Linked DNA regions of Homo sapiens: region 1 is linked to region 2. A link is a loop called in an ENCODE intact Hi-C map of the cell type or tissue named here. Cell type or tissue: A673. All regions are shown on one strand.

The links. A loop is a pair of places that touch in the nucleus more often than their neighbours do. Peaks named below come from ENCODE experiments on the same cell type or tissue, not always from the same donor. Only the 100,000 strongest peaks of a DNase experiment are listed, where the experiment ranks them.
Region 1: it touches region 2 in a loop (6-fold over the local background); 42 of 110 quality-filtered maps call a loop at or near these places.

The regions. Positions count from the first base shown.
Region 1 is chr4:46,269,134-46,274,133 of GRCh38, forward strand. The region is part of intron 8 of GABRA2 (gamma-aminobutyric acid type A receptor subunit alpha2); the gene reads right to left. Among named protein-coding and RNA genes, the nearest start is that of GABRA2, 120 kb to the right of the region's middle. In A673, CTCF peaks have their summits at 2,078 (motif pointing left) and 2,279; a DNase peak (open chromatin) is centred at 2,048.
Region 2 is chr4:44,758,142-44,763,141 of GRCh38, forward strand. All of the region lies in intron 1 of LOC105374439 (a long non-coding RNA gene), which reads left to right. The region is part of intron 1 of LOC112268465 (a long non-coding RNA gene); the gene reads right to left. Among named protein-coding and RNA genes, the nearest start is that of GNPDA2, 34 kb to the left of the region's middle. In A673, a CTCF peak has its summit at 2,189 (motif pointing right); a DNase peak (open chromatin) is centred at 2,220.

The DNA.
Region 1 (5,000 bases), 1.5 Mb after region 2:
ATGGTAAATATAGCTAATAATTAAGTTCTGTAACTTCTATTTCACTAAGAGAGTATTTCTAATATTCTCATTACAAAATGTTAAATATTAGAGGTGACAGATATATTAATTAGCTGACTTTAATCTTCCCACATGTATTAAAAATCATAACATCATTTTGTAATCTATATGTATATATACAGTTATGTGTCAATAGAGAATAAAAAAGAAAGTATAGAGATAAGTGATATACAAGACTCCTCTTTGAACACTGCTTTTAAAAGCCAGAGTGGCAAATTGGCCTATTAACTGATATAGAAATAGTTTGAAAAGTTGTTGAATACCTACATGATAAATACCATGACAATATCACAAAGGATAAAGTAGTGCTATATATTCACTACAAATATTCTGCATTAAAAGTTTCATAATTCAATTTGAATGAAAATACACCCAGCTGGATTTATATATCAATATAAATGTAACTGTATAAACGTAGTAAAAAAAATCAGAAAAGAAACACCTACAGTTATCATTTTGGGGAAGAATGTGGTATTTGGATTGAATGGAGAAAATTAAAACGGACTTGTGGCTGACTTTTTTTTGTTTCACATTTTTTTACTATTGTAAAATGAAATACCAGAAATAAAATTAAAAGATAAAATCTCTAATGATACAATTTAATATGGTAATATTAGTTATTTATGAAAATTAATACTGAGGAGATTGTATTATATTCTTTTTCTGCAGTGAAACTGCTTTGCTTTTGTGATAAAAATAATACAACAATTTTAATTTAAAGCAGGGATACTTGATGGCATCTATCAATTGTAATGCAAATGTGAATTCTTGGAATATCTGATGGTTGCACTAATACTGATTAATTTTCTAAAAAACTAAAAACATTTACAATAAAATGTAAGCCCAAATTATGGCAAACCGTAAGTTGAAATTTGTTTGTAAGTGTAAACTGATAGTTTAAAATTAGATTTTGGTCTATTCATTCTAGGCAATGAAACATTACAGCAATTTTAATATAAATCTACTATGAGGCAGTCTTCCCCATATCTAAATTATATTTTCTTTCATCTGATTTTGGAAATTTGACAATAACATTATTAACTTTCTGTCTAGATCCGCTCCTCCTTCCTTCCTGTCTTCCCTTTCTTTTTGTCTTTTTACTGGAAAGATATGATTCTCAAATGTCACCTTTTCTGTTTACTGCTTTGGCGTAGCCTGGTCTCATGACACTATAAACAGAGAGTACTGGACATTAAACAAAGAGATAGTGCACTTACCTGGAAAGCTCACAAACCTTCCATGTACCTCTCTACCAACAATGTGCATTTTTCTACACTAGTTGGGTACTCTCTAAATGTTTCCTTAGCATTTCTTTAACAGACTGTTTCTTTTTTTTATCACCTCTGTGAGATCTCTACAATTCACTTCTTTTCTGGGAGGCTCTTTTGTCAATTAAAAATAAAAAAGGTAAGTACTTTAAAGTGTTTTTAGCACTAAAATTCTCTATAACATGTGAAATATATGTGATTATTCCCCATGCACAGACAATACCTAACTTACAGCACTTTTATATTTTGGTTTATTTTACATAATATTTTTATATCAAGGTATAGGCCAAAAACATTAGATAATTGATGTTTTAACTCATAATAGCTGAGCAAATGATGTCCAAGCAAAGAGTGTTGGGTAAAAATACACGCTGAGAAGAAAGTCAAACTAAGGTAGGTAGTTTAACATAGAGACTGACACTGCTGTAGCAGCTTCCCCATTTCTAAAGTAAGGATCACCAGTAGTGCTTTCCAATACTGTTGTTACTAAGATCAAATGAGTTTCTTCATGTAAAGCTGTGCCCCTACTATATAAAAAAAAAAAAATACTTCAATGCATTTATGCCAAAAATATCACTCTGAAAGCAAAGGTAGATTTAAATCAGAAAGACAAAATAAAATAAAACCTTCCTATGTATTTGTGGTTGGGGTGCAGGGTGGAAGTTAAGAAGGAGAAGTCTCAGAAACCAAACAGGCACGAAAGACTGCAATAGAACACATGTAAAATTGTTTGATACCACCTGCTGGTTATTGCTTGGAATGACAGAAACAAAAGATACTCTGATAACATGTGTTGGGTTTCCCCCGCTTCAGGCCAATGGATAAAAATTGAAAGGACAGAATATAACAAAGGTATGCACAAGACCAGGTTGTATATGCCTCTAGAAGGAAGTTCTACAGACTGCAAAACCTGAGCTATGCATACTGCAGCATTAGTAGAATGTGCACTCTCAGGTGCAAGAACCTTTGACATTTTGTTAAATACCCTATCCCCCAAATAAAGTAAAATAAACATTTACAAATACAACCTCAGCATACTGTAAAAGGTTATAATTTTTAACACAGAGCTGTACTGCATCTGAATGATAAAATCACTGGAATTTCTCTGTGTTAGAGAGAGAAATTAGAATTTGGATGACATATTTTCTCAAAAACCTTAACTCAAACTCACATCTTTAATATTGGTGAGAATAAAGAAACAATTATGATCTAGAAGAAAATGTTTCAAAGGCTAATAATAATGTGGACAACACTGTTGAAGGAATCAAAATTGTTCTATTTACCTAAATATATCACGGATTTAATTTATCCAAAACTCGTATCCCTCTCCTCACTTTTCTTCCTGAAGTCTTTCTCTCAGAGAAAGACTTCACAATTTAAATGATGCCATTTTCATATTGGCATCAATGTGAAGCTGCAGAGATATAAAAATTTTGTCAGTCTAGGGAATTGTACATGCTGTTTACTCTACCTGGAGTCTTTTCACTGTCCCTTGTTTACCTGTTTTTTATTTAGCTACCTTCTATGTCTTTACTTAATAAATTATTATTAAGTGCCTACTAAATGTCAGGTACTTTTGTAATAACTGAGAATACACCAATTAACAAAATTGCAAAGATTCCTGCACCCTAGGGTGCCAATTCTCCTAATGCTGCAGTATATATAGCTCAAGTTTTGCAATCTGTAGAATTTATTTCCTAAAGGCACACACAACCTGGTCTGATGCACATCTTTGATATATTGTCTTTTTCAATTTTTTGTTATTTGGCACAACTGTAAACCCCAATAAATTATATGGATTAGAGCCAGTGTGTCTTCTCCCCACAATGTAAGAATGTGCTTAGTTGAGGGTAGTGCTTCATTTGTTTTTTAATAAATTAATAAATATTTATTGAAACCACCCCACCAGTAATCTGTAATCAATAAATATTTATTTTTTAGGATAATTGCAAGAAACCTATACTTTCTTTTATGAAGCAAGCATAAATTTAGTCCCCACTTTGTGCTGAGCACTGTGGAGTTGTGAATGGAGTGTTAGCAAAGCCAGATAAGCTCTCTAAGAGATATTAAAAAATAAAAGTACAAAACAACCCAACCTCACAACTGGACAAGGTTTAAGATGACTTATAATAGAGCAGCCCACCTTGAAATGGGGGTTGGGTAGGGCTTCCCTTAAGAAGTAGGGGCAAAGTTAACGGGGTTCCCCAGAAAAGGAAAAATAATCCTAAACTAGAAAACAGCATGTACAGAAAATCCCAGGAACATGGTGAAGCCCAGGGCATTTAGGAGGAACAGACAGAAGGCTACAAGGCAGGAAGGCAAGAAATAAGGGTTTCATGAAAGAAGATGAGGCCAGAAAAGGAAGCAGGAGCCAGACTAATCAAAGCCTGTTTGATTATGCTAAGGTAATATCACTTACTTTCAAGAGCAATGGGAAACTATTTTTTATTATAATGTAAGTTCTGGGGTACGTGTGCAGAATGTGCAGGTTTGTTACACAGTTGTACACATGCCATGGTGGTTTGCTGCACCCATCAACCCATCATCTACATTAGGTATTTCTCCTAATGCTATTCCTCCCCTAGCCCCCCACCCCTGACAGAAATTTAAACAGTGTAGTGGCATGATCAGTATTTCTTATTTAAAATATTACTTTGGCTATTATTTATTTTTAGTTAAGGTAGTATTGTTTTTCCTTCCCTAGTTGTTTTTAAGATTGTCTCTGTCTTTGGTTTACAGCACTTTGAATGTGATATGACTAGGCGTGATTCTTGTTGTTGTTTTTCATTTTTTAAATTTATCCTTCTTAGTGTTCTCTGAGATTTCTGGATATGTGGTTTTATTTGGAAAGTTCTTGGCCATTATTACCTCAAATATTTCTTCTCTGTCCTCACTTTCTTCTTTCTCTCTCTCTCCCTCTGTGTGTGTGTGTGTGTGTGTGTATGTGTATACACACTGTTCACACTGCAGATATATTTAGACAGTCTCTCTATAGACCATTCATTGCATATATATATATATGCATATATATATATATATGCATATATATATATATATATATATATATATATATATGAGAGAGAGAGGGATACGTTTTGGAAAATGTATTAAGTTTTAGGAAATGTATTAAGCCAAGCACCAACTAAACACCATTCTCCGGAGTGAGAAGGTAAGAAAACAAACAAGATAAGATGGAAATAAATTTTCTCCTTCTCTATCTGTCACTTAACGACTGTGGCACAAGACATCCAAGCACAGGATAGTCTTGGTATCAGAGACCTAGGTTTTCTGTTTCTTGTATCTCTGCCATATTTAAGGTGTTGGCCATGATCCTGAGGTTCAGGAAGGCTTGCCAACACTAGACTGCCTTCCAGCAAACGGAAAGTGGAAGAGGGAAGGAGAAGCATATCTATTCATTTTAAGGGCATGTTCCCGAGTTTAAGGGCATCTCCCTAAGATTTAGGTAACAAACTGAAAATTATACAACTAAGATTTATTCATATTTCTTTGAGAGCTTTACTCATATATCTTAGCTCCTATAGCTATAAGCGGGGGGGCAGAAGAATGTAGTCTTGATTTGACACACCCAGCTTGAATCTGGAATTCTATTATTCTGTAAGTTACTGGGAGACAGTAGTCATCTCTGACAGAAGGATTGCTGATGAACATTTC
Region 2 (5,000 bases):
ATACCTTTGTGACCTTGGACATGTAATTGCTACCACTTGCCATCTGTCTGACCTTGAACACTTAACTTTCACCACTTATTACTTATGTCACCTTGAACACCTACCTTATACCACTTACCACCTATTTTTCTTATCTCTACTTCATAAGGTTGTATTAGTCAACATAATTGATATAAAGACTAGGACAATGATGAACACATCTTTCTCAATAAATGTAAGCTGCTGTTGCTATTACTATTATTACTCCTCATGTTACTGTTACTTTTGCTACCTAGTTAACAGAAAACTACATAAACATTATAATTAATCTTTTATTAATCACATAGAAGAATGTTTTAGGGCCTCCAGGTTACTAATATGAATCTTAGTTATTGCTAAGCTTTTAGACATGCTCTTGAATAAAAGGTTGTAATCAATATAATGTCACCCAAATCAACATTTAATATATACACTTCAATATTATGTAGTAGCTATAGCTTCAGACTAAAAGGAATAGTAACATATTTATGTATTCTGGTGATGTTTGTCAGTTATGTAATCCTGTGACTTGTTTATTGAATGTTGCTCCTGTGGGGGAAATAAAAACATCAAAAGTGGGATAATTTATTGTGAATATATTCTCAGAGTTAAATCAACTGTTAGTGTATTTTATCCACTGTTTTGTTATGTTAACATCCCAGAGAACCTAAATGATCTTAATGATTATTTACTCAATAAATAAACTATTTAGTTGGAAACAGAAGTCTAGAAACTAAAAACTCCAAGTAGTAGATTTCCACAGTTTTCTAAAATGAAATTACATCAATTTGTAAATAGGTCTTTACATGCAAATTTCCTGTCCCTTTCTTCATGCAGCAAAATAACTTGGACAGATGGAGTTCTCATGAACTAAACAGAGTAAACAGCTTACTGTCAAAGTCAGGATTAGTTTTTCTATATCTTACAGACATCACACAAAAAATTTTAAACAGCTTCCATTTATGCTCTAGCTTGCTTTCTGTTTTCTCTAAATCAGTCACAAGTTCACACTTATGTTATTAATATTTTCCTTTAGAAGCATGTTGATACTTGTTACCTTAAATGAGAGCTCATCTTATTGGCTCCATAGACAATATGATTTTCAAATAGAGCATCTAGCTGTAAATGTCCACGTTTTGATGTATATTTTAAATCCTAGCAATAATTCAAAGTAATTTCCACCAGATCCAGAAGATGATTGATATTTGTAAATTATGCACGTACATGCACGCATGCACACACACATGCACAAGGATTTAGTGCTTTTGATTCATCACATATGTGATAAATAACTCTATTTATTCTGTTGAAAGTGGACCTGAAAAGAAGATGAACAGGAAATAATGAGAAAGTAAAGAAGTCTCACAAAATGACTGCTTATGAAATAGAAGCACGGGCTGTGTTGAAACCAAGCAGTTAAATTCCCTATGGCATAACTGTATGTCATATGCAAGATCACTATGTATTTTACCTTAAAATGTGAAAATATAGGTCATGAAATTATTTCAGTGAGTACTCTAGGGAGAATTAATTTTTATAGCTCTATAAGTGCAAAAATTTAGAGCTGTTTTATGAAATCGATAAGGGTGTGAAGAACTTTTTTTTCCATTTAGTTATGGCATTTTATGAAGGAAATTATATGCTATAATAATGTTTAAGAATTTGGAGAATCTTCACAGCTTCAGCATATGCCTCCTGGAATGGCAATATTTATTTAGCAAAGAGATAATCATTGCCTACTGGTCTCTCACTCACTTAATACATATGAGTCAATCTGCAAGCTTGGATATACGGATTGTGTTCTGGATTTTACCGGAGTAGCACCAACATAAAAATGTAGCTTAAGGTCAGTTATTTCTGAATATGTTAGTTTATATTCATGGTTATAGCTTTTTAAATCAATTTCCAAATTAATTTTTGAATATAGTAAAAAAAAATGGCACTACAAGTAAAAGTAAACAATAGTATTCAATTACACAATAAGAAATAACTTGCCATCTCTCTTTTAGAGATATTCCATAGGAATACATGAGAGTCATTTTCTTTTTTTTAATGTTTGTTAGGGTATGTTTACTGGACACTAATATCCTACAATCAGTCAAAACTGTCCTGACCAGCATCTCATTTTATTTCAATTCTTTACAGTGTGCGGATACTAACAAGTTTTGCCACTGGGGGTCACTATTTACCTATTTTTTTTAAAAAAACCAATGACTTAAAAGCGAAGTGATGTAACTGGATAATTTGTGGTTCGTGGTGTACAGTTTAAAGAAATATTGCTGCAGGAAAAGTCTAAATTTAGATAGATGTTCCTAGAGACTAAAATACCATCCTTGGTAAATTAAGTGATTCCGTAGAGCTACTGATTTTTCTCGAGATTTTATTCAGAGATAACTAAATAGTGATTATGTCCAAAATAACCATGTATGTATTTTAGGATGCTTTGCCAATTTGAGGAAGTTTATAGGCTGGATGCTTTCCAGGGCCCCAGGGAATCATGGAGGAGACAGTATGCAGTGAAATAGATGGAACAGGGTCGTTGACTCAGGAAGGAGAGCTAGGTTCCGATCTGACTCTATCATTCACTGTCCGGGGACATGATCTAGTCCCTTACTCTCCAGTTTTCCCCTTTGTAAAATGAAGGTGGCAGGTTTCATGATTTCAGTAGTCCCTTGTCATCCTATCTTTCTAAGAGTACCTTTCATTAACTGTTAGATTGTAAAGTTTTTGGATGAAAGGGAATGAAAATGTTTTTACTCTTTTATAGCCATAATAGACAAATAGTAAGACAGCAACAACGGAAGTATTTTTTTGGTTACGTAAAATATTTTATGACAGCATAATCAAATGACTATTACTACAAGGTGTTCTTTTGTAGTGAGTGACGTAAGACACAAGGGGGAATCAATACCCTGGAAAGTTCTTACAACATTTTAGAACAAGTTAATGTGTTTTTGATCACTTCTGCTTAATAAGTTATTATTGGACTGGTGCCTTTCCCTGACTTATCTGGTTCTGATTGATCCGTAGGAATAATGATTCCAGGCCTAGGAGCTGCTGGATTCTCTTCCTTTAACTTTTGGCCACGAAAGATTCACTCCCAGATGAATGCTTACCCTCCATTTTCTAGCCTGGTGCTATTTCATTCTCTAGCACTAGTTCTAAGCCAGGTGTCCCTGATCTTGTGCCTCAGATCTGCCAGTGATAAACAATATTTGTCTGTGGTGCCAGGGAGTAAAACTCAAGCAAAAAGCCACAGTTTTCATAGCTTAAGTGGTTAGAGTTAGAGTTCAGGACTGCCAGCCAGCTGGAAATTGAATAGGAAAATACTTGAAAAAGAGGAACGACCCAAAATCTGCATATAAACTTCTCTCACATCGTTGGATAAACCAGAACTGTGCATGCACAGTGGAGATTCCAAGGAATATAGAAAGAAAACCTGCCTGTAGGCTGAAAATGCTAAGCAAAGATTTGAATTTCTGCCCAGCACAAGGATCATGGGAATTGACACTTAAATATTTCCAAATGAGATTTGCTTTTAATTGAAACCCCAGAAGGGCTATGACTTAGGAATAATGATTATTTCCTCAGGACTAGGCTAAACTGAAACAAATCCTCCCCAAGAAATTATAAAATCAAGCCCACACAAGTTGAAGATACATAGTAATTTAGTTATTTACTAACCACAAATCAGCACTCTTTAGAGGAAGATTCTAGAATCCGGAGTCTAGTTTTTACAATCCATAATGCATAGCATAAAACTAAAAGTTACTACACATGGGGGAAAAAAAAAACAGGAAAATGTGGCTGATTTTTAAAAGTAAAAGTACATAATTGAAACATTCTTGGAGATGATAGAATTGGAAGACAAAGATTTAAAATTCAGCTACTATAGGCATGTTCAAGGATGTAAAGGAAATGATGCTGAAGAGATGAAGAATCTGAGCAGAGAAATGGATGTTATAAGAAAGAAAAAAATAAGAATTCTATTTAAAAGTATATTACTTGAAATGTAATATTACTTGAAAATTTACTGGTGAGGTTTAATAGCAGAGAGAAGATGGCAGAAGAAAAGATTGGTCAGTGAATTTGAGGACAAATTAATAGAAATCATATAATCTGAAGAATAGAGAGAAAAATAATTTAAAAAATGAATGGAACCTCAGTGCATTGTAGGATAATATCATACTAATGTGTGTGTAACTGGAATATACAAAGAATAAGCACAAGATATGAATAAGAACATTATTCAAAGAAATGATATCTAGACTGGGCATGGTGGCTCATGCCTGTAATCCCAAAGCTTTGGGAGGCCAAGGTGGTAGGACTGCTTGAGACCAGGAGTTCTAGACTGGCCCAGGCAACATAATGATACCTAATCTCTTAAAGAAAAAAAAAAAAGAAAGAAAGAAAATTAGCCAAGTGTCGTGGCATGAACCTGTAGTTCTAGCTACCCAGGAGTCTGAGGTGGGAGAATCCCTTGTGCCTGGCAAGAAGTTTGAAGCTGCAATGATCACACCATTGCTCTCCAGCCTGGGCAACAGAGTGAGACCCTGTCTTGAAAAAAGGTTAAAAGAAATTTTTTAAAAACAGAAATGATGGCTAAATTTCTCCAGATTTGGTGAATAAACACCAACCTAGAGAAACATATACCTTAAGCATCAAAAAAATAATATATACACATAACACTAGGAACATCATAGTCAAATGACTGAAAACCAAAAGTAAAGAAAGAAACCTTGGAAGCAGTTGGGAGTAGGGGTTAGATAAAGTTTGTAAGTGTGAAAAATAATACAAAATGCACCATCTTCTCATGAGAAACAAAGGTGGGTAGACAATGACATTATAACTTTGGTACTCAGAGGGAAAAAAAGGGTCAATCTAATATTTTATATGTAGCATTCTATATAAAAAATAAAAGCCAGATAGACATTCACAGATATGTAACAGCTGAAATAATTCAAGATGATCTGGAGTACAAG